4 separate regions of the Mus musculus genome follow, and regions 1, 3 and 4 are each linked to region 2. Evidence: chromatin loops called from intact Hi-C (ENCODE). Cell type or tissue: heart. All regions are shown on one strand. Links, peaks and the distances in the headings refer to the core of each region. The heading gives the core; the rest is flanking DNA. Region 1 overlaps Slc12a6 (solute carrier family 12, member 6). Region 2 holds the start of Gm52523. Region 3 has its middle 3.8 kb from the start of Chrm5. Region 4 holds the start of Aven (apoptosis, caspase activation inhibitor).

Region 1 (6,195 bases), core at 440-5,439, 100 kb after region 2:
TGCTTATAAAATGTTTTATTAGACTATCTTATTTCTTTAGGAAGGATTCCATTTTTTTCCCTAGTAGTGACAAAATGTAGAGTATTGGACACACCATCTTCCCCAGCAAATCTACTTTGTTACGTTCAATTTCCCAAAGTCTGAAACATCTTTTTGTGCACATTTTAAGATTATTTCTTATGACTTGTTTACAGTTCTTCTTGTGATGCTGTTCGAATTCTGTTTTGTCTTGTAGCTGGGGGCTCATACTTCATGATTTCCAGAGCCCTGGGCCCAGAGTTTGGCGGGGCTGTAGGCCTCTGCTTTTATCTTGGCACCACATTTGCAGCAGCCATGTATATTCTTGGTGCCATTGAAATCTTTCTGGTAAGTGATGGATTAACTGTTGACTACAATGTAGAAGCTCTGTGGGTTTATTTTGTCCTTAGATATCAAGGTTCCTGAGATCAGGCGAGTTGTGGCAGCCAATGAGGTGATGACTGCCTGGGACCGTCTGCTTACCATGACTCGGAAGCAGAAAGGTTGAGGTGTCCTTCACCTGCCTGTCCTGTCCCCTCTGGCTGATTGTCCCCAACTTTATCACCTCAGCCAGGGAAGTCATAGCTAAGTACAAAAGACTTGTACATATGTCAATGGAAAAAAGTAACATAAAGTTTTTCTACATTGTATGTGTGTTTGTATGTGTGTAGAGGCCAGCAATCAACCTATTTCCTCACCTGCTGTTCCTCAGGAGCCATCCTGTTTGTTGAGATGGGGTCTTTCCCTGGGACCTGGGGCTCAACACGTTTGGCTGCAGAGCTGTTCAGCTCCAAGGTTCCTCCTGCCCTCACCTCCCCAGTGCTAAGATGAAAAGTGCACACCACCATGCACAGCTCCCCTGGGGATCAAACTCAGGTGCTCATTCTTGTGCAACAAATATTTCACTGGCTGAGTTGTATCCCATACCCCTCTTTTTGATAACTTTATACCAATGAAAGAGTTTTTAATTTCTCTACTCATCTTTTCTATAGCCTTTTGAATAAAATTATTCATTTTTCTTGTTCCCATTTGGAAAGGCAGTATTCAGAATAGCAAATAGAAAACAAAAATAATCTACAACATAACATTTTTATAGACATTCTAGAGCCAAATAAAAATGTGTTTAATTTGCAGTCAGGAATGGCACATAACCTTAATCCAGCACTTGGGAGATGGAGGCAGGTGGATCTCTTTGAGTTCCAGGCCAACTAGGGCTAGGTAATCAGACCCTGTCTAAAAGTAAATGATTATAAAGAAGAAAGGAGGGCTGGAGACAGGCCCAGTGCTTAAGAGCACTGGCTGCTCTTGCAGAGGACCAGGGTTCAATTTCTAGTACCCACATAGCATCTCACAACTGTCTGTAACTCCAGGTAAAAAGGATACAACCCCTTCACAAAACATACATGCAGGTAAAACAACAGTACACGTATAAATAATAAAAATAAGATCACTTTTTAAAAGAAGGATACAAATTAATGTTTTGGTCTTTGTTTGTTTGTTTGTTTAGCTGTCCTTCACAAAAGAAACAAACTATTATAGCCCCTCTCCTTGATTGTTTTGAAATGGCCGCACATCTCCTCTACTTCTCTTTCTTCTTCTGACAGGTATACATTGTCCCCCGAGCTGCCATCTTTCGGAGTGACGATGCACTCAAGGAGTCAGCAGCTATGCTGAACAACATGCGCGTCTATGGTACAGCCTTCTTGGTCCTCATGGTCTTGGTGGTATTCATCGGCGTACGCTATGTGAATAAGTTTGCCTCACTCTTCCTGGCCTGTGTAATTGTGTCGATCTTGGCTATCTATGCTGGTGCCATCAAGTCTTCCTTTGCTCCACCACACTTCCCGTACGTACCTATCTTTGACATAGTCAGTGATGGTATCTGGTAATGTGAACATTTCCACCAGAATGTCATGGGGTGATTTCCTATTGGTCCAGTTTCCCAGAAGGAAGCTTCTTGACATACTGTCTTGTTTACCCTCTTCATCACTTCTGAAATGTAGACCTAGCAGCCATAGCCATCATTAAGGTACCTCTCTTTAAGTGTGCTCCCCCAACCCCCTAATAATGAATGTGTTTATGTGAACTATCCATGAAGGGCTTTGCAGTCATAGTCATTACCAACAACCAATGTTCAATTGCTTTTAAAATAAAAATCGATTCAAAAGAATTTTAGAGTAGTGGTCTGGAGAGAGGACTCTGTAGTTAATAGCTGATCTTCAGAGGACCTGGGTTCAATTCCTAACACCCACCCACATGATGGCTCACCACTGTCTGTAACTCCAGTTCTAGGGGATCTGGTGCCCTCTTCAGGCCTCTACAGGCTTCAGGCATACAACTGACACACACAGACATACAGGTAGGCAAAAACACCCGTATATCCATAAACTAAATCTTTGTTTTTAGGAGTTACCCAAATTGTTTATTTTTTTTCTTGGTACTGTAAGTGTTAAGACTTACCAGCTATAAAAGGAAATGACTGTCTTATCACATGTATGTCCCCTGGACGTTCCATGCCATACATAATATGCAGTAATGAAGTGATGGATTTGTTCAGTGTCTTCACTCACAGACTCACCTATTGTCTCATGGATTTGTGACACACAGGCCAGTTGACACTGAGTTATTTGTAATCTTGTTACAGAAGTTGCCTTTGAAGTCACATGAATCAGCAGGGGATCAAATTTATTGATATTACGCTGATTTAAATTAGCTTACAGGGAAAACAAAACAAAAACTTTATTTTTCATGATGAAAAGGCAGGTCCACTGAAGATGAATGACTTTCCCCAAGTCAGCTAATGGTAGGGCAAGAACGTGGGACTCTGATTTCCTGATTGCTGTTTGGTATTTCTTCTGTGTGATGTCAGTAATAAATCCCACCGTAAGTTTTCATTTTGCTTGCTTAGGGCCATAAAATAAGATCTTTTTTAGAGTTATAAAGGTTTTAGATGCAACAGTTTAGCTGTATCTCAACTTGGGAAATTCCATTTTGCTTCAGGTTCCCCTTTGGGCTTCTCCAATTTTGTTTGGTTGGAAAAGAAATCCCAGTGCAAGCTATTTTGTTTTTTAAAATTCCAGAATAATATGTTTTAAAAAATCAAACCTTTGAGAAACCATGAAACAAAACTAGGCTTGTTAAGGGTTGTTGAGGCCAAGTGATAGATCGGTGGCTCATTGTGTATGTATGAAGCCACTCTGAAGAATCTGAGCCATGGGTTTTGAGCTCAGCAGTATTTTACTACGGCTCTTTTTCTCCATTCTTGTTTATGTTTCTAGGTAGTGGAAAAAAGCAAAGCTACAGTCAATATTTGTATTATCCTTAAATTTCCTTTTTACCACTGGGTCTAGGTTTAAGGTCAAAGCCAGTTTTCTCTTGGGCCATAGAGGGATATGCTTTTAAGTCTAGTCAGGCTGCCCTACAACAGTAGCCAGAAGACTTAGAAGAGCCAGCAGTCCCAGGAGGTTATGACAATAGACATCTTCACGTTTCCTTTCCTACCTTCTTTCTTTCCTTTCCTCCAACACCCCTCCCCCCACACCTCCTGTCTAGAAAGAAAACAAGCAAATGAAAATATGGGCATTTGGACATTTTTTTTAAAAAAATAAGAGCAGAAGTTCCCTGGAATGTTATTGTTGTTGCTGGCACATGGTAATGGTGTGGGGGTGGGGCGGTGACTGCCCATGTGTATGCCTGTGTGGAAACGACCTGGGTGCTAGAGATCTGAGCTCAGGATCTCATGCTTCCAGAACAAGAGCTCCAACCTCACTGGACCACCTCCCTAGCCCCTCCAGGATTCTTTTGAGCCTGAAAATGGATGAATAGCCAAATATTTTTTGGAAGATAATTGAGCATAGTTTCTTTGTATAGTTCTTATGTTTGAATCATATTACCTACATCTGTCATTTGTATGACCTTGATCTTGGGCAGAATACTGAATCACTGTTAATGCCTCCAGCAACATAAGACAAATATTAAAATATTGTGAGATCTGTGAGGGTTACCCTGGCAGAAGATACATGTCACCTCAGTTTAAGGTGTTCATCCCTATTACCATTGCGGTAAAACCCCTGTGAGGTGACGTTTTTATCCTTTACTGACCAGCATTAAAAGGTCTTAAAGACTTAGTTTTCTCTGTTCTTTCTTCCCTTCTTGATCTTTCTCCTCTTCTCTGTTTGCTTTGATTTAGGGTCTGTATGCTGGGCAACCGTACCCTGTCATCAAGACACCTTGACATTTGCTCTAAGACCAAGGAGGTTGACAACATGACAGTACCATCAAAGTTATGGGGATTCTTCTGCAACTCGAGTCAGTTCTTTAATGCCACCTGTGATGAGTACTTTGTTCACAATAACGTCATCTCAATCCAAGGCATTCCAGGGTTGGCTAGTGGTATCATTACTGGTAAGTTAGAGAGTTTAACTAGACCCGGTTTGTTTTGTGTTGTTTCTTCTTTAAGGACAGTGGTGGGAAATAGGCGTTCCCATCTTAGATTTTTCACCCTCCCCCTATTTTTTACTTTGTATTATAGTATTTAATTACTCATAACAATGAGTTTATTATATTTTATACATGCATGCACATTATGTTATTTTGATCACATTGACTCATACTCATTAATCTCTCATTAGTTTGCATACACACTAAATTTAATTATAACTGATTATATGTTCATGGATGGTATGTTTATACCAGCGTGGGCACCTTACAGTGGCTTCAAGACTGAGGAAAAGGACTCTCCCTCCCACACTGGGTGGGTATCAAGCCTCAGGAGTGGGTGGGGTCTTGTGAGCGCCCCCTTCCTCCTCATGTGACATATTGATAGAGCCCATCTTGTGCAGGTAATCAGAGATGCTTTGAGTTCAAACATGCAAGAGCCAGAAAGGCAGTTTGACAGATACAGCATGTCCATTTAGCAAATATAGGCAGTGGCTTCCCCACTAAAGCCAATGACCTAGACCTTAATTAGTGATGGTTATGATTGCAGTTGTAAGGATTGAACCCAGGGAATAATGTCTGACAAGCATCACATACTCTACCATTGAGCTACACCCCAGCCCACTGTCTAAGACTGTCCTATTGAACATGGCATGGATCCCTGTGTATTTACAGATGACTTTAAACTCAGAATCCTTAGGCCTCAGACTTCTGAGTACTGGCAGGATTATAGGCATGTACCACCATGCCCTGCATATATCTGTTTTTCTCTTGAAATTATATTAATGAGCTTCCTTGCAAAGTGCAGCTGTTAAAATTTCCCCTTTTTTGAGAACAGAGATGGACAAATGACTTTGTAGCATAGGATAAGATAAAATATTTTGTGAATATTTTTATTTTGCAATATTCCTCAAGCTAACTTGAAACTCCTGGGCTTAAGCAGTCCTTCTGCCTCATGTTCCTGACAAGCTAGGACTGCAGGGATTTGCCTTTGTATCTAATTTAATGTACTCCTGAAAAATTGCCAGTGGTTTTCCTTCAGTGATAGCTAAAATAGAACTGTTTTAATGTCACCAAACACACCTATGTTTTCCTAGACAGCTAAATTTCTGAAATTCTTTTGTTGAGTGATGTCCACCTTAAATGTCTTGTCCACAGATTTCTTCCAAGTTCATACTAAGAGGTTAAAACTGTTTTGATACTAATTAAAAAAAAAAAGCTTTACATTTGAGAACTAATTTAAAAATGTTTTGTCCACAAATTTCTTGCAAGTTCATATTAAGAGGTTAAAACTTTTTGATACTATTTTTTTTTAAAAAGCTTACATTTGAGAAATAATTTAAAAATAGGCTTTATGGGACATGTGATTTTAGTCTGCTTAACTTTTACTAAGTTGTGTTAGAAAAGTCAATTACATTTATTATACTAAAATATTTTGTAAAATTATTTTAAAACAAATTAGAAATATCACATTTCATCCTATAATACTTACATGTGTTCATGTTAAAGAAACAATGGTTCTTTAAAAACATTAAAGGGCTGAGGTAGAGAGAGGGCTACGGTACAGTACTTGCCTAGCAAGTAAATGGCTCCTGGGTCAGTCTCCAGTACAGTAATTATAACAGTAACAATAGGCGTCTCTGGTTGAATATTGTTTGGGTAAGAAATCATATAGTTGTATTACTTCCATATTGCATTTATCCTTCTATTCTCTTTCTTCTTATCCACCCCACCCCTCAA
Region 2 (5,960 bases), core at 961-5,960:
AAATTTTATAAAAATCCAAAAATAATAGTAAGGCTATAAAAATCAAATGATGTTTATGCATTTGTGAACTGCTTTAACTCAAAAAAATGAGATTATAAAAACAGTGGAATTAGGCTGGATGGTGGTGGTGCATGCCTTTAATCCTAGCATGAAGGCAGAGGCAGGTGGATCTCTGGGAGTTTGAGGCCAGCTTGGTCTACAGAATGAATTCCATGACAGAGAAACCCTATCTTAAAATAATAACAACAACAACAATAATGATGATGATGATGATGATGATGGCCGGGCGGTGGTGGAGCACGCCTTTAATCCCAGCACTTGGGAGGCAGAGACAGGCGGATTTCTGAGTTCGAGGCCAGCCTGGTCTACAAAGTGAGGTCCAGGACAGCCAAGACTATACAGAGAAACCCTGTCTCGAAAAACCAAAAAAAAAAAAAAAAAAAAAGAAAAGAAAATAATAATAATAATGTTGAGGCCTGCTCCCCCAGCATAGCTGCAGCCATTTTGTTTCATACCTGCCAGTCATTTCATTGTTACTGAGACAGAAAAAGAGCTTGACTCACAGCAGGGTCAAGCTGACGACACACCCTCTTATGTTGTGAGGTTGTTTTTAATCTTAAGAAATTCCACCACCGGGCTGGTGAGATGGCTCAGTGGGTTAGAGCACCCGACTGCTCTTCCGAAGGTCCAGAGTTCAAATCCCAGCAACCACATGGTGGCTCACAACCATCCGTAACAAGATCTGACTCCCTCTTCTGGAGTGTCTGAAGACAGCTACAGTGTACTTACATATAATAAATAAATAAATCTTAAAAAAAAAAAAAAAAAAAAAAAAAAAAGAAATTCCACCACCATAAGGTCCACTTAGGACCCATCAGGATGAAGGGCAGTGAGAACTGTTCTGTGTAGCTGGCCAAGGCTGCTTGAGTCAGAGCTGACCACAGGCTGTGCTTTCTGAACCTGACAGGAGCTCACGGTGGTTTGAGCCTGTATAAACTGGCTCTGAGAGATGTCCAAGGCCACAGTCAGCTCCTAAGTCTGGTCTGTGGCCCCAACGACTCAGTCTTTTGGTGTGCATTCAATAAACCACCCCTATTTAACTGAGATGGGTGTCTGGTTTGTGTGGCAAGTCCCAGACTCCAACAAGTAACAGCAACAAAAAGAGTGGAACTACTTTGAAAGATGTGTGTTATCTAAAACCTGATTTCTGGAGCTGGGCAGTGGTGGCACACACCTTTAATCCCAGCACTTGGGAGGCAGAGGCAGGTGGATTTCTGAGTTCAAGGCCAGCCTGGTCTACAGAGTGAGTTCCAGGACAGCCAGGGCTATACAGAGAAACCCTGTCTCAAACAAAACAAAACAAAACAAAACAAAAACCTGACTTCTTTTAAGTAAGAGAGAATAGAATAGAATCTTCGCTAAGATTAACTTTTTTAAAAAACTATTTTAGGGGCTGGTGAGATGGCTCAGTGGGTAAGAGCACCCGACTGCTCTTCCGAAGGTCCAGAGTTCGAATCCCAGCAACCACATGGTGGCTCACAACCATCCCTAACAAGATCTGACTCCCTCTTCTGGTGTGTCTGAGGACAGCTACAGTGTACTTACATATAATAAATAAATAAATATTAAAAAAAAAAAAAAACTATTTTAGGCCAGATGTGATGACACATACCAGAAATTTGATAAATTGGGAAACAGGTCTCAAATTCAAGAATTCAAGGCCAGCCTGGACTATACAGACTGACTGAGTCTCCTCTCCCCCTCCCCTTCCTCCTCTCTCTCTCTCTCTCTCTCTCTCTCTCCTCTCTCTCTCTCTCTCTCTCTCTCTCTCTCTCTCTCTCTCTCTCTCACACACACACACACACACACACACACACACAGAAAAAATAAAAGTCTTAGTCTTCATGGACTGCTGCAACAAAGTATAATAAACTAGGAAGGAGGCCAATCCCTCTCACAGTTCCAGAGCCTAGACAGTATAAGACCAAGGTGTCCACAGATTTGGTGTGTGGCAAAATCAGCTTCCTGCCTTGAAGACTAGGGGATCTGGCTATGGGCTCATATAACCTTTTTACACAGGAGTTATCAGAAGGCTCCTCCCTCTCCCCCTCCCCCCTCCCCTCCCTCCTCGCCCCTTGTAAGTATACTGTGATCATAAGGGTCTTGGCTAGTGTCGCTTAGTCCTCAAAGTCAGTTTGAATGGGATTAGAGATCATCATAGAGACATACTCTGGGCATGTCTCTAAGGGTGTTTCCAGAAGGGTTTAACTGCAGAAACGTTCGCTAAGACACACCCAGAAAGTAGCTAGCAACATTCCATAGGCTGGGACCCATAAATAAAAGGGGATTAAAACTGAGCTGAGCTCTAGCACTCCTTCCTCTCTGCTTCAGTGTGACCAGCCACCTCACACTCCCTCTCCCTGCCTTTCCTGACATGATAGGCTGTAACCCTCGCTGTGACTCACAACCCTGCCTTTCTTAAATTGCTTGTCAGGTACTTTGCCACAAGGAGACACATTTCCCCAAGGTCTAACCAAGTAACCATCACCTGGGAATGAGGACTTCAACACGTGAAGGGGGGAGGGGAGCCACATACAAACTTTCAGATGTCGCAGATGTAAATCTCAACTAGTGTGCATTACTTTTATTCCCCTGACCCTGCCAGCTGCTCCTTTTCTTGTGGATACAATCAATGGTGTAAGTGATAAAGTTGTAGGAAGCTGAGGCAGAATCTAGACAGAAGTGTCTTCTGGCTCCCTACCTAACCCCACCCCACCCCACCCCACCCCCACCCCCCGCAATGTCCTCTTTCTCCCGCTCCTATCTCCTGGATTTTATTTCTTAAAATTCTCAAATCAGATTTGTAGGATGACCCGTCCCATAGAGTGTCCCATAGAGTTGTTTGCCACTGCCAACAAATCTGATGACCTGAGTTCGATTCTTGAGACCCAGAAAGTAGAAAAAGAGAACATCCCTGCAAGTTGTCCTATGACCTACACGTCCTCGTCACTTTCATCCTGGGCTCCGAAAATATCCCAAGTTAACGAACAACTCAATTTGTCTCGAAAAACAAAATAAAAGAGAGAGGGGAGGGTATGGGGGGGGGGGGCAAACATCCTTAGCTCTTTCCCTCGTTTTCTTGCTTCAACACCCATTCAGTTTTTACCTTTCAGTAAGAGAAGGAAGACAAGGTGAATTGAACTCAGCTTATTTTCATAAATAACGACTCTTACCTCCTTCCCTGTGCACTACATATTTGATAGTGTTAGCAGCTATGGGTTTCAAAGTCCACTCAATTCCCCAGTGCCCCATCAGTTAGGCTGTAGTACAGTGTGTTTTTAGAGCATTAGGGTTTTGCAGGTGACAGGAACTTAGGTGACCTCCATATTCCACAGGGAGACCAGTAGAGAAGCTAAGATTGCTACCTCTCCCGAGCCGGGCTTTGCCGTACTGGGGGACGTACACCCGCTAAGAATCGAGGGATGCAAGCGCGCGGGTGACGGTGGTCCACGCAGCCCGGCACGCTCGGACGCCAAGAGCTGCGACGCGCAGTACGGCCGCGAGAGGGCGCGGGCTCCATTATGGCGGCACGCCGACCGGGAAGGAAAGCGGTGGTCCGCCCCGGAGATGGGGAAAGTGGGGCCGAGGAGCGGCGGGACCAGGGGCGCCCAGCCTCCTTCCGCAGCTGCCGGCCTCGGCAACCTGCCCTGACACAGGGCTCCACCCCGTCTGCGCTCGCAGGGTGGCCACAGCATCCGGAAAGTGACCAGGGCGCTCCCCTACGCGCCCACCTCTCTGCCCCGCTTCCAGCCGGAGACCCTGGGAAAGGGGCAGCCAGGTCCTCGGGGCGCCACGCTCCGAATGGCGCGAGGGGCCGCGGAGAACGCGGCTGAACGGGGACGCCGGAGAGCCGCAAGCCCCGCCCCGCGGCCGGCGCCCTGACAACGCGAGCGGCCCGGGCGGCGCCGCCGCTCTCCGCCCCTCGGCCGGCACCAGGCGGGGCTGGGACCAGAGCGCCGCCGCTGCCAGTGCCGCACGAGCCGCGCTGCTCTGCAGAGCCGGACCGGGAGCGGGGCCCGGGCCGGGAGCGGGGGGTCGCGGCCCTCGCTCGACCTTCTCCCACCATGAGCCAGGGAAGTCCTGGGGCCTGGGCCCCCCTGGATCCCACCTCTGGGTCCTCTGCGTCCCCAAACCCGTTCGTGCATGAGTTACACCTCTCCGGCCTCCAGAGGGTTAAGGTAAGGTGTGGGCAGGGGACGTGTGGAAGACTGGTTGGAATGGAGAGACCCAGTGATGAGATGGGCAAGGGGGTGCCAGAGGAGGTGGATGAGAAGCTTGTGGGGAGGGAGTTAGGGGGCGCGCACGTGGGGGCGGCTGGGGGTGGGTAGGCGAGGAGCCTTGGTGAGGACTCCAGCTTAGGCGATAGACGAGCTCACAAGTGAGGAAGAAATGAGTGGGAGAGGGAGCACTGAAGGAGACCCAAGGATAGGAGAGATGGAGGGCACTGGGGAATGCGGATTACATCCTACGGAGGTTGACGGGCTAGGATGGAGCTGAAGGCTACGGAAAGCCCAGGGTGGGGGCAGGGGCGTGCTCAGCGATCGGGGCTTCGACTTAAACGGTTTGGACCCAGAGACTGCGTCCTTGTGCCCTTCCAACACCTCCTCTTTCCGCCACCACCACCCCCCCCCCCCCGTGTCACTGCAGCACCTACTGGTGGGGGCAGGGAGGCTGGGAGGTGGGTTAGCTACAGGAAGTAGAGGGACGCACCACCCTAGGGTAGCCAGGAGGTGGTGTGGGGAGGAAGTGTCCAAGGTTTCTGTTGTGATCACCTCCCGTGAGGTCGGCCCCCGGGGGCTAGGTTTATTTACCTGCTCAATCCTAAGGAAGCCTCTGGAGTCACCCTGGCACTTGGCAACCCTTACCTTGCGGAATAGGGCTGAGTGTTACCGAAGGATTGCTGTTCTGCAGTACTAGGCTAGGGATTGATTGACCCGAGGTTTGAAAAGTGGATCTCTGTGTTTCCAGCCATCTGCTCCTTGGGCCCAAAGTGTTGAAAGCCCTGCACAGGGTTTGTTTGACATAGGAGCTATTTATGGAATGGGATGGGATGTTGGGAAGAACTGTCTCTAACCTACATCAAACACAGTGCTGGACACCTTCCCTGCATTTTCTCATTAAATCCTCTTTTCTTTTTTTCTTTTGGGGGTGGGGAGGTATTGCCCTGTGTAGCCCTGGCTGTCCTAGAACTTGTTCTGTAGAGAAGACTGGCCTGGAACTCACAGAGATCCACCAGACTCTACCTCCTGAGTGCTGGGATTAAATGCTTGGGCCACCCACTCCCAGTCCATTAAATCCTAACATCCATTCCAAGTATCAGATGCGTTATGACAGTAACCTTTGTAGGGGGAGGGGGTCACCTGAGAGTAAGAAAACAAGGCACCTAATGGTATTGATCCCTTGTCCTCCCGGCCTCACTAGCATTTTCATCCCATGTGGACCCCCTGTGCCTCTCCCCTATCACCTACAAGGTGTTAACTAGTTGCCCCTGGGTCAGTCCTTATAGGAGTCGGTAGCTGTGAAATGAGCCTTTCCCGGGCCTAAGGGACATTTTCTCCTGCCCTTCTGCAGTTCTGCCTCCTGGGGGTACTGCTGGCCCCAATCCGAGTACTTCTAGCTTTTATTGTCCTCTTTCTCCTCTGGCCCTTCGCGTGGCTCCAAGTAGCAGGTCTCACTGAAGAGCAGCTTCAGGAACCAATTACAGGATGGAGGAAGTAAGTGGGACCCAACTCCAAAGACCATTTCTCACCGGTTTCGATGCTCTGCTTCATCCCCAACACACACACACACACACACACACACACACACACACACACACACACACACCAGCATCTGGAGCTTGTCACATGAGCTAACAGCCAAGCCCAGATGTGGTCCTTAGGACCTGACTTCTAAGTGAC
Region 3 (6,195 bases), core at 488-5,487, 250 kb after region 2:
TGTTTTTCGAGACAGGGTTTCTCTGTATATCCCTGGCTGTCCTGTAACTCACTTTGTAGAACAGGCTTGGCCTTGAACTCAGAAATCTGCCTCCCTCTGCCTCCCAAGTGCTGGGATTAAAGGCGTGTGCGACCACCAGCCCTTTTTTAACTGTATAATCCTTTTGCTTTTTCAAACAGCCCTCAATGCCTGAGCATCTTTCATATGTGTGAAACTGCTGCCCTCTTGTGGCAATTTTATAAAAGGGGGGGGGGTTGAGAAGGTAAGGGAGAAAGAAAAGAAAAAATAGAATTGCTTAAAAGGAAGGGAGGGGGAGGTTGGAGGGAGAAGGAGGAGTGGAGGGCAGGAATGGGGGTTGGGTGGGGGATAAAAGTGGAGTTGGGGGAGGGGGAAGGTGAGTGTGAGTGTGACAGACTTGAATTTGGGACACATAAACTGGACATGAACACCAGATGTAGCAACCAGAAGCAGTAGGTTTAAAACACAAGTGCTCACAGTGGGTTAAATATCAGGAAGAACTCCAGAACTCCTGTCGAAGGAATGTGTGAAGAAACAAAGTTTTAGGCAGCTCTTATTAAGTGACCTGTATTTCACTTCTTTTGACTGATAAAGAAGAAGTGCAGTCCAAGGTTCATTTCATTGAAGAGATGACTTCTCATTGTGTCTGAAGCGATAATGTTAGGAGCAGGATTTCAACTGACTGGCTTTAAAAATGGTGCTTATTAGTGTGCTAAGTGCCTTGGAGCATAAAAGAGATGTGCCAGCACATGAATTGAGAGGCTTAATATTACTCGGCTTTATCAACCATCCAGGAAGAAAGTTGGGCCTTCAGGGACAGAAAGGCCTATTCCTGAGGATATTAAATGGCTGCACTGTCGCTGAGGACAGGAAAGCCGGTGAGACAGTTTAAATTCGAGGACTAGACAGGGAGTCACTGGATGTGTGTGTGTGTGTGTGTGTGTGTGTGTGTGTGTGTGTGTGTGTGTGTTTGTGAGAGAGAGAGAGAGAGAGAGAGAGAGGGAGGGAGGGAGGGAGAGAGAGAGAGAGAGGGAGAGAGAGAGGGAGAGAGAAAGGGAGGGAGAGAGAGAGAGAGAGAGAGAGAGAGAGAGGAAGAGAGAGAGAGAGTGTTTTCCTCCCAGTTCTGGGGTGAGGGTGGGGCTCCTTTTCCTTCTGTCTTATGCAGTATTCTCAGACTTCTGGAAACTTACTATTTTTCTATGTGTGCCATGTCATAAAAAGCCTTGGAAATACTGCTGTAGATAGATTTATGGGAAAGTCACAAAGTCCAGAATTCCTTGGCAGCAAACTCTTTCCAAAAGAAGTAAAAGCAAAGATTCTATATTCATCTTTGCACTCCTAATGAACACATGTTTTCCTGTAAGCAACAGGAGGAGAATGTCTTGAGGAGACAGCAATCCCCTGCTTCAAGCAAGGCTGACTGATCTAGGAAGATTAGGACTGATGCTTGAGCCTGGGTTTAGTTCCAAGGAGATCAGAATGTATCTTGTTAAATTGTTTGGGGGCTGCGGTGGTCAGAAAGCTGTGTGGACATGGGAAAGAGGACGAGGAGGAGAGTGGTTATGTGTGCATGGATGTCTGTGCACCATGTTTGTGCAGGCATGAAGTGCCCTTTGGAGGCTAGAAGTGGGAGTCGTCTCCTAGGAATGGAGTTACAGACAGTTGTGAGCCACCGTGTGAATGCTAGGAATTGAATCCTGGCCTTCATGCAGAGCTGCGAGTGCTTTTTAAGTGCTGAGCCATCTGTCTAGCCTGGCCTTTTCTTATTTTTAAAGAAAAGTGGAAATAAACCACATTTTCATGCTAATGAGAATGGCACATTAGAAGGTAAAACTGATACATGGGAGAACATGCTAGAGTTTCTGGTCTCCAGATAAGTGAGCTGGCATGGGGCCTAACGTGGCAACAGAAGTAACTGCCTGGGACTGGAACTGAGGTCCAACAATAGTATCCCAAGGGAAGATGGAGTATAAGAGTACGGATCCCAGCTGCTGTGTTTAGTGATGGCAGGGCTGGAAATTATCTTCTGATAATGTCTGTTACAGAAAACCTGGTCAACAGCTTAGAGTGTGGAGGGCAGTAGAAATTTGCAGTGTATATTTTAGGGATGGCTCCATCAATTTTGAGTTCTCTAAGCCTGAACCCTTGAAGCTCTTTAACAAATTCCATTAGAGCCTCATGGGCTTTGATCGTTCTATCACCTCTAGAATAAAACGGGCAGGAACTTGGGGCTTACAGCATAGGTACTGCTAGAATCCCTCTGTGTCCTGTGAGTACCCCTAAGTAGTAGATGCAGATGTTTAAAATACATAACAAGTGGAACGTCAGACCTGGCGATGCAGGCCTAAGAGCTCAGGTACTCTGGAGGCTTAGATAGAAGGATGGACAATTCAAGGCCTGTCTGGACTCCAGAGTTAGGAAAAGGCCAATTTATTGAGATGCTGGTTCAAAAGAAAAAGGAAAAAGAGCAGATTTCTTTCTAAGAAATCCTACCAATGTTTTCCACTCTTCTTTTTCACACTTCTTATACTCTCCAAGTATAAGAAGGCAGCTGAACTATTTTAAAAGTTGGCCTGATTACAGAAAATTCAGAAAGATGTGTTTGTTGTACGAGACTTATATTTGTAGGGGGTCAACGCTTTGTTTTAGAACTGTCACAAACAGCCAGGACGTGGTGGTGCATGACTTTAATTCCAGCACTTGGGACATAGAGTCAGGTGGATCTCTGTGAGTTCAGAGCCAGCCTGGTCTATCTAGTGAGGCTCTCCGCCAGTCAAGGCTACATACTGAGACCCATTTCTTCTTTCTTTCTTTCTTTCTTTCTTTCTTTCTTTCTTTCTTTCTTTCTTTCTTTCTTTCTCTTTCTTTCCGAGACAGGGTTTCTCTGTGTAGCCCTGGCTGTCCTGGAACTCACTTTGTAGACCATGCTGGCCTCGAACTCAGAAATTCACCTGCCTCTGCCTCCCGAGTGCTGGGATTAAAGGCGTGCGCCATTGCCGCCCAGCTCGAGACCCATTTTAATGGACAAAGATAGATAGATTAGATAGATAGATAGATAGATAGATAGATAGATAGATAGATAGATAGATAGATTGACCATCACAATATTTGTTTTCTAAATAGTGAGAAGCTATAAGCTCCATGGTCTTGGACTAGGAATTATGAAGCTCTCTTGTGAGGTTTATATGAAAGCCCAAATGTTGCCTTATCATAGTGATTGTCCAACCTGAATGTTCATCAAAGTTAGCAAATTTACTCAAGCTGATCACTAGGTCTCATCCTGAGAATTCTGGTTGTACCGAGGCTTAGATGTCAACAAGTGACACTATGTTGCAAGCCCACATTTTGGAAATGACTACATACTGAATGGATTCTCTTTTATAAAAGTAAAACTGGGAGGGGTGAAAAGAGTCTAAGAGCCAGAGGTGGGTGTGGTGAGGCTGAAGTGTGACCAAAACAGTGTTCCCTGAGCATGTGAGACCGCTGCACTCATGAACTCAGCAGTGTGGCTGCCTGCCTAGGACCTGTGCAAAACCAGGCCAGTCAGCATTCCAGCCTGGAGATGGGAGGGGCTCAGGAGCTCCTGCTCCTGACTGAGGAGCTGTTGACAGCTGATGGCTTCTAGGGGAGTGTCTTCTAGGGGTTTCTTTAAGGGTATGGCTACTAGTTGGTCAACTCTGCTCCAGGCGACAGTTCCATGAATATGTGGGCAGCATGAATTGCAGCCTGTGGAGCTCTCAAGAAAAGAAAAAAAGAAAGAAAATAGTTTGGAGGAGGTAGATTATATGTATGTGTGAAATTCTCAAAAATATATTAAACAAAAATAAAAAATAAATAACATAGGTCGAACGTATTAAAAATATACAAGTTCAGCTCATTTTCTTAAGGATCTTCCTGTGTGACTGACACTTTCTTGTGGTATCTCACAAGTAAGGAAAAACTGACTTTTGAACCAACACAATGACATATATTAAAGATAGGATTATTGGGACTGGAGAGGTGGCTCAGCAGTTAAGAGCACTGACTGCTCTTCCAGAGGTCCGGAGTTCAATTCCTAGCAACCACATGGTGGTTCACCATCTGTAATGAGATCCAATGTCCTCTTCTGGTGTGTGTGAAGACAGCTACAGTGTACTTATATACATTTTTTAAAAAGTACAAACAATATCAGAAAATCCACCTTCATAGCTTCTTGCAATGCAGGAGGTTCTGGTGTGTTCTTCTCATCATTGATGATGCTTTCTCTGTGCATCAGAACTCTACGGGGGCTGGTGGCTAGGATGTAATTCTAGCTACTTGGGAGGCTGCTGTTGGAGAATAGTAAATCTGAGGCCAGATTGCACAAATTATCAAGACACTGTCTGTATTAGTCACTTGTCTCCTTGCTGCAGTGAAATACCTGATAAAGAGAAGGGATGGTTTATTCTGAGTTAGGGCTTCAGGGAGCACAATCTAGTGTGTCGGGAACACAGAAGCGAGAGGTCCCTGGTCACGTTGTCACCAAAATCGGGAAGCAGAGAGCATGAGGTCCTTGTCTTCAGACTGCTTCTTTTCATTTGGTCCTGACTGTTGTGGAACTCACTGTGAAGACTAGGTTGGTTTGGAACTTGTGGTAATCCTCTGTGATGTTAGAATCTTGATGTTTCCCATAAATGTGTATGTAAATTTGACAGGTAGCTATTTCTGTAGCTCTCTTTTAAGTAAAGAATTCGAGGAGGAAGCTCCTCTGATGATGGCTGAGCAGAGCACTGATCTATGGGGCAGCAGAATGTCTTTAGGAGTCATTTTATTGGTGCGTTCTTCTAGTAGGACAGTAGTATTTGGTTTTACCCTAGGTCCCTGGGCTATCTAATCTTAGATTCTTGGTCATCCAAGCAGTTTTGGTTATGGTTTCTCTCTTGTGGAGTGGGCCTGAAATCAAATCAAAGAGTGGCTGGTTATTCGACAGGCTTTGTGCCACCATTGTGCTGGCAGACTTTGATCAAAGGTTGTTGCTTAGTTGGTGTTTCCGTTTTTCCTTCGGTTGTGTGCAGAGTACCTTCCTATACCACATACACTAGCAGGTAGCGTGAAGGCTCTATGTAGGCACCAGCTTGACTTCTTTGTGTTCATCGAGTTGTTGGGCCTCGTCTGCAATTTGTAGCAAGCAACCTCCAGTCTTGGCAATAGCCTGGCTTTGTTTAGGGGTTTCCACTGGACTCCTATGTCCAGAATTTCAATTAGATGTAACCCATTCCAGGTACTAGAAGTTTCATTTGATGAAAAAACATCCAGTTTGAGTCCTGTCTCTCATTATTTGGCAATTTCATTCAGGTCACCTTCATGTATGTATGTATGTATGTATGTATGTATGTATGTATGTATGTATATATTTTAGGAAGTTTCTACTGTATTAGGTTTCCACACTACCATTTGAATGGCCTTTAATTTTCTCCGTCTTTCTCCACATTCCCTTCCTAGTCCTCTTCTCACTTTCCCTCCCCACTTGATCCTCCTGTTCCATCCATAGCTACCTATTTTATTTCTTTTTCCTAGGGAGCTCTATCTGTCCCCCCCACCCCCCAGTCCCTTACTCTATATGTACTCTCTGTGGTTCTGTGAAATGTAGCTTGGTTATCATTGACTTAACAGCTAATATGTACATATTAGCCAATGTATGCCATACCTGTCTTTCTGGGTCTGCGTTACCTCACTCAGGATGATTTATTTTTCAGTTCCATTAATTTACTGATAAATTATAAAATTTCATTTTTAATGGCTAAATAATATTCAATTGCATAAACATATCACATTTTCTTTTTACATTCATTTGTTGAGTTTGTTTCCAAGTTCTGGCTATCATGAATAGAGCAGGAATGGATCTGGTTGAGCAAGTGCCTCTGGGGTAGCACGGAGCATCATTCTGGTATATGCCCAGGAGTGGTGCCGGGATCTTGGGGTAGATTGATTCCTGTCTTCCTGAGGAACCACCACAGTGATTTCCACGGTGGCTGTAGAAGTTTGCAGTCCTACCAGCAATAGGCGTATATTCCCCTTACTCTGCATCTTTGCAACATGAACTGTCATTTGTTTTATTGACCTTACCATTCTGACAGGTGACAGTTGAAATGTAGTTTGTTTATTTATTTATTTATTTATTTATTTAAAATATCTATTTATTTAATATATGTGAGTACA
Region 4 (6,195 bases), core at 497-5,496, 250 kb after region 2:
GCGTAGAGAAAATAGTGTGATTCTCCCTACTATTCTTATGGTCTTATGGTCTGTGCTTGGTGTTTATGCTGAGATGGGACTACTGACTTTGAGAGCTCAAAATAAGGAAGGACACATTAATCCTAAGTTCCATTGGCATTCTGAATATCACAGGGAGATACAAAGACTCTATCTCTATCATCTATCTATCTCACCAAATAAAGGATAAAAATATAGTGTGCATCAGGAAAAGAAAAATGTAGAAATGATTTTTAAAAAAAAGAAAATAAGGCTATGTCAGAAAAAAAGTTGTCTGCTGACAAAATGTTAACTGTTTGGCAATGAGATAGCAAAATTACAGAATGCAAAGTTAAAAATGTTATTTACAAGCTGGGCATGGTGGCACATGCCTTTAATCCCAGCACTTGGGAGGCAGAGGCAAACGGATCTCTGAGTTCGAGGCCAGCCTGGTCTACAGAGTGAATTCCAGGACAGCCAGGGCTACACAGAGAAACCCTGTCTCGAAAAACCAAAAAGTTATTTACTACTGCAGAACAGGACAGGGGAGTGAGGGTGACTACAATTAAAGTTTTATATATATCTGTGTCCAAATATTGTGACTTGGAACCCTCAACTCTCTTCTTACTAATGGCATTAGTGGCCTGCCCACCTAAAACAACATATGTGGGCATGGCCACTGCCTCTCAGAGCCTAACTTCCTCATTTACATTTGATTGTAAAATCCTAAATTTCCCATTTCCTAGCTGTCTTCTTGGCTCTCATTTCCTCTCACACCCTGAACATCGTGGCCTGAACTTTTCTATTGATTTCATGTCTCTGACTAGAACGTAAATCTCTTTTACAGATTGGTTTCTCAAGAGCCTTGGAGACTTTGAAGCTGAGCGACCCTGGGTTTGATTCATTCCATTAGTTACTAGCTGTATGGCCAGAAAAGTTATTTAATATTTGTGCTTTCTTTCGTGTGAGCTTCAGGGAATCCATTCGAATCTACTTCCCACAGTCAAATAGACTCAAGACAAATACTGTCAATGAACAGCTTGTTTCCTTCCCGGCCTGCGTATTCCCTAGGGTGGGATCCATTTCCCTATCCCTGGTCCTGGGACCCATGACCCCTTCTCTAACTCCCAAGACGATTGGTCTAAGATTTAAATGTACGACTAAAGAAAAGTTTTTCTCCCTAAACTCCTTAACTTTATCTTTTGCTCATAACATCCAGGTGTTCTCTCAGAATCTGCATCCAGGAAAGCGACAAAGCAGTTACCCACCGGTGCTCTGGCTCAGCCTCAGAGACTGCTTCAACTGGACCTACACACTCTTATCCCCAGATGGTCCCACAACCTGGACAGCAGTGACCAGCTCTTCCCGGACTTGGCCAACATCCCAGCTTTTTGCCCACACCCCATAACAGTACCCCAGTGTCAGCAGGAAGCAGTCATGGATGATTATTCTGCCCCTTACCCATTCATTATCAACAAAAGGCTGGGACCCTGGGACAAGGAACTGAGGTGCATATTTTAGTTTCAAACCAGACCTTGCCTCGAAGTTCTCCCAGCATCCCCCAGTCCCTACCTGGCATATCCTACCCTTAGCCTTGAACTTTCCAGCCCAGGGGCTGGGCGCCCCCCCCCCCCCCCCAGAGGTTTTTCCCTATATAATCCAAACATTTGTTTTTTCCTTTCCATGAGCCCGTCCCCCTCGCCCCGTGGTGACTTCCCTGACTTGAATTTTCACCAGTGGGGAAATAACCTATCAATTAAGAGCAGTTGTTGCTTTTGTAGAAGACCAAGGTTTGGTTATCAGCATCCACATGGTAGCTAAGACTATCCATGACTCCAGTCCTAGGGAATCCAAAGCTGTCTTCAGGTATCTGTGGGTACCAAGTACTCTTTTTTTTTTTTTTTTCCTTGAGACAGGGGTTCCCTGGCTGTACTGGAACTCACTTTGTAGACCAGGCTGGCCTCGAACTCAGAAATCTACCTGCCTCTGCCCTGCCAAGTGCTGGGATTAAAGGCGTGGGCCACCACTGCCCAGCTGGGATAACCATTTTAAAAGACATTTTATCTTAAGCTGACAAACCTCCAGGGGTTCTCTCATCACATAGGTTCCCCCACTCCCTGCCACCTGTTAGCTGGGTCAACTCCAGTTCAGTCATCAGGCTGTACCTTGGGGGTTTACTTAAGAAAAGCCAACTTCCAGCTTTGATCTTGAGTTGCTCACAGCATTCAGCTCACTGGAGCAGAATCATTTGTTTATATAATTATCTTCCACGTGAATTGAGGACTTTAGGGTGGGGCCAATCTGTCTTTTCAATTCGGAACATAGTGCTACTGGTATATAATTCTGTACACAATTAGAAGTGATATATGGCTATAAGGAAGGGGCCTAAGACGCGATGAAAGTGACATTTCTTTTGGTAGGCTGATTCCATCCCTTTGCTTTTATTATTATTAATTAATTACTTTTACTTTTACTTTATTTTTATTTTTTTGAGACAGGGTCACTGTGTAGCCCTTGCAGTCCTGTAACTCTGACCTGCACTCTGTAAAGCAGACTGGCTGTGAACTCTGAGATGGGCCTACCCCTGGCTCTCCAGTGCTGGGATTAAAAGGCCTGCACCACCATGGCTGGGCTTGCTTTCATTGTTTTCAGGTAGCTTCCTTAAGACAAAATTAACCTCGGCTTCTGTTAACCTCGGCTTCTGTTGTTTCTTTCTCTCTCTCTCTCTCTCTCTCTCTCTCTCTCTCTCTCTCTCTCTCTCTTTCTTTCTTTCTTTCTCACGCCAAAGACGATTTTAGCATTCTCCAACTGAGCTACGTTCCCAGCTCTCTCTTGTCTTTCTATAACTAACTTTCCCGCTACCCTTGTCTTTGGACCCTGTCTAACCAAGTCCTGCTAGGGGAGTTAAGCTCTCTAGGACTGTTGCCTCATTGCAAAATAAGGGCAAGTACCTATGAGAATCAAGCGCTCAATGTGAGTTACAGCAACGACGTTTACAAGTTCTCTTCAAGATTTTCAAGCATCTTTCCCCTTCCCTACCGGACCCTCCACCCACTTGAGCCGCTGTCCAGACCTGTGACTTGGGACTCACCCTCAACCCTTCCTAAATCCTGACTTTAAAATGACTTATCTTCTTTAAATCAGGTTAACTAAAAAACTCATCGGACACCTTAGGTTTTGTGTCATGCAAACACTCATATGAATTAAGAACTATCACACAAAGTGACTTTATGGCGTCCTTTTATTACAGATCACTTCGTGGTCCCCGCCCCGGCCGGGCCCCGCGCCCCGATCACCACGGCCGGCGCTCGGCTGCTTCCGGTGGGGCCTGCGCTCTCCGCGGCGGCTCGCGCGTTCTGCTCGCCGGCGGCCTCATGCAGGCTGAGCGCGGGGCTAGGGGCGGCCGCGGGCGGCGGGGAGGCCGGGAGCGGCCCGGAGGGGACCGAGAGCCGGTCGGGGCAGCGACGGCGCTGGCGAGAGGAGGCTGCGGGGACGGAGGCGGCCGGCGGGGCCGAGGCCGGGGCTTCCGCCGAGGCCGAGGAGGTGGCGGCCTGCGAGGCGGCCGCTGGGAGCCTGGAGGCCGGGGCGGCGGAGCCAGCACTCGGGTAAGGAGCGCGGGTTGCTGCGGCCGCTAGCCGGCGTGTGGGGAGCGCGAGGCACAGCGCCTGCGCGGGATGGAGCCGGGAGGGCGCGCGGGGGGGGGGGGGAGGGAGAGGGGACATGCACGTGTACCGTGCACGCTCAGCCCCTGGCTGCTTGTGGCCGAAGGACTAAGCGACCGGCCTCCGCGTTTTGCTGGTGCCAGAGTCCCATGGTCTGATGGAGACTAACGGCGGCGCCTGGTGTCCGGGCTACAGCCTGGCGTGCTATCCCAGAAGTGACTTCCTGCGGAGCGAAGTCTACCAGAATACAGATTTACACAGAAGTGTTTACTCTGCCCTCCGTTTCCTTTATCCCATCCCACATTGCCTAGGTAACAGTGTCTGTGGTCACCCATACCTGGATGGAAGGACATGGGGGGAAGATTATGTCTTCATTTTGGTTTGGATTGGTGACCTCTAAGATCTTTCCCACTCTTCAGATTCGTATTTAGTCTCGCCGAGACTATTCTGGGTACCTAAAGATTAAATGAGGAGAAACTGACCGACCTTCCCAAGGCCTTTCTGTACTCATATCTTATATGTTGGGCACATTGGTGCTCTAAATCAGGATTAGTGCAGTGCTCTGAAAGCAGTCAACAGCGTTCCAGCTGTGTAGGGACCACTGTCCAGCTGCAGGATTCCACACAGTCTACGTCCTTTGCTTTCCCTCTGGATGATTAGACTGCAAATGGAAACAACTTCTAGATATGTACTCCTCCAAAGTAACTTACTTGGGAACTAAGAAGCCCTGAAACCATTCCTTCTAAAGATGTGTGGTATGAACCATGAGCTTACTGAGTGTGATAAGCAAATTATCAGGACAGTCACCTTTACTGCAGTGTGTTATTATCCTTAATGCAATTGTTAATTTCGCAAAATACAAGAATTTGTTTATATCTATTTTTTGTTTTTGTTAAAGAAGTATATTAGTTTTTCTGCGCCCGTGGACCCGTCTCTCTCTCCTCTTCCTCTCTTCCTCTCTTTCTCTCTCTCTCTCTCTCTCTCTCTCTCTCTCTCTCTCTCTCTCTCTCTCTCTCTGTGTGTGTGTGTGTGTACATAAGTGTAGTGCCAGCAGAGGCCAGAAGGCATCAGATCCTTTGAGCCCACGTTAAAGGCAGTTATGTTTTCCAGAACAGTAGCAAACTGCTCTTAATCCTCTGTAAGGCACCCACACTCTCGGTATATGCACCCCCCCTACATTCATGTAAATAAAAATAAACACAAGAATGCAAATGTTTTTTCTGCGGGGCAGTGGTGGCGCACATCTTTGATCCCAGCACTTGGGAGGCAGAGGCAGGCTGATTTCTGAGTTTGAGGCCAGCCTGGTCTATAGAGTGAGTTCCAGGATAGCCAGGGCTACACAGAGAAACCCTGTCTCAAAAAAACCACACACACCCACACACACACCCCCCCCCCCCCCCACACACACAATAATGCAAATGTTTGACTCCAGTTCCTTTGAATATATACCTAGTAATAGGATTGTGGAATCCTTAGTGGTGGTTATAGTTTTTATTTTTAAGGAACAGCCGTACTGCTCTTTGTAATGCTATACCAATTGATGTTACCATAACATATGAGAGTTCCTATCTCTGCATTTTTGGGAGTTTTGTTTGTTTGTTTGTTTGTTTTTCGAGACAGGGTTTCTCTGTGTAGCCCTGGCTGTCCTGGAACTCACTCTGTAGACCAGGCTGGCCTCGAACTTAGAGATCCACCTGCCTCTACCTCCCAAGTGCTGGGATTAAAGGCATGCGCCACCACGCCCGGCCTATCTCTGCATTTTTTGCTAGCCCTTGTTGGTTTTTAAAATTCCTCCTCTTCCTTCTCTTTCTCCTCTTCCTCATCTTCTTTCTCATCATCTTCTAGATAGGATCTCACTATGTAGCCCACCCTTGCCTTAAATCAAGATCTTCCTGCCTCAATTTCTTTTTTTTTTTTTTAAAGATTTATTTATTAATATATGTAAGTACACTGTAGCTGTCTTCAGACACTCCAGAAGAGGGAGTCAGATTTTGTTTGGGATGGTTGTGAGCCACCATGTGGTTGCTGGGATTTGAACTCTCGACCTTCAGAAGAGCAGTCGGGTGCTCTTACCCACTGAGCCATCTCACCAGCCCCCCTGCCTCAATTTCTAAGGTATGGGATTACACATCTACTTTACCACAGCTGGGTTTATTTATTCATTTAACTGTTTGTTTGCTGTGATATAATCTTATCATGTAGTTCAGCCTGGAACGCAAACTCAGAACCCTAGAACCCTGGTTTTATTTTAACTACGTTTTTGTTGTTGTTCTTTTTTTGTTGTAGGCATATTTTATTTATTTTCTTATTTTTTAGACAGGGTCTCAGCATGTAACCTTGGCTGCCCTGGAAACTGACTCTGTAGACCAGGCAGGCAGGCCTTGAACTCAGAGATCTACCTGCCTCTGCCTCCTGTGTTGGATTAAAGGTGATCTTTCATTGTGTGGGTTTTTTTTTTTTTGTGGTTGTTGTTTATTTGTTTGTTTTTCCATTTATTTAGAAGTTTCTAGATACTGTTAGGTGAGTAGCTTGTTCT

The links. Hi-C counts contacts between places; a loop is a spot of excess contacts. Peaks named below come from ENCODE experiments on the same cell type or tissue, not always from the same donor. Only the 100,000 strongest peaks of a DNase experiment are listed, where the experiment ranks them.
Region 1: it touches region 2 in a loop (6-fold over the local background); 5 of 42 quality-filtered maps call a loop at or near these places.
Region 3: it touches region 2 in a loop (2.9-fold over the local background); 7 of 42 quality-filtered maps call a loop at or near these places.
Region 4: a loop joins it to region 2, with 6 times the contacts of the local background. A loop is called at or near these places in 6 of 42 quality-filtered maps.

The regions. Positions count from the first base shown.
Region 1 is chr2:112,337,624-112,343,818 of GRCm38, forward strand. It overlaps Slc12a6 (solute carrier family 12, member 6), which reads left to right. Exons shown (of 25, transcript NM_133649.2): 7 at 236-366; 8 at 1,623-1,864; 9 at 4,208-4,422. The region is part of intron 2 of Gm39908 (a long non-coding RNA gene); the gene reads right to left. Among named protein-coding and RNA genes, the nearest start is that of Gm39908, 12 kb to the right of the region's middle. In heart, for the core only: a CTCF peak has its summit at 2,335 (motif pointing left); no DNase peak of the experiment used is centred there.
Region 2 is chr2:112,235,820-112,241,779 of GRCm38, forward strand. It overlaps Gm52523, which reads right to left and starts at 4,244. Exons shown (of 2, transcript XM_030252294.1): 1 at 3,426-4,244. The coding sequence starts at 4,126. It overlaps Lpcat4 (lysophosphatidylcholine acyltransferase 4), which reads left to right and starts at 4,022. Exons shown (of 14, transcript NM_207206.2): 1 at 4,022-4,238; 2 at 5,632-5,774. The coding sequence starts at 4,125. In heart, for the core only: CTCF peaks have their summits at 3,559 (motif pointing right) and 4,803; DNase peaks (open chromatin) are centred at 3,672 and 4,752; H3K4me3 peaks cover 2,450 bases; H3K27ac peaks cover 1,844 bases.
Region 3 is chr2:112,481,546-112,487,740 of GRCm38, forward strand. It overlaps a transcript of Chrm5 not described here. Among named protein-coding and RNA genes, the nearest start is that of Chrm5, 3.8 kb to the left of the region's middle. In heart, for the core only: no CTCF peak of the experiment used is centred there; a DNase peak (open chromatin) is centred at 3,556.
Region 4 is chr2:112,489,620-112,495,814 of GRCm38, forward strand. Aven (apoptosis, caspase activation inhibitor) reads left to right here and starts at 3,345. Exons shown (of 6, transcript NM_028844.3): 1 at 3,345-3,602. The coding sequence starts at 3,372. It also overlaps a transcript of Chrm5 not described here. In heart, for the core only: CTCF peaks have their summits at 3,610 and 3,809; DNase peaks (open chromatin) are centred at 1,062 and 3,682; H3K4me3 peaks cover 1,910 bases; H3K27ac peaks cover 1,977 bases.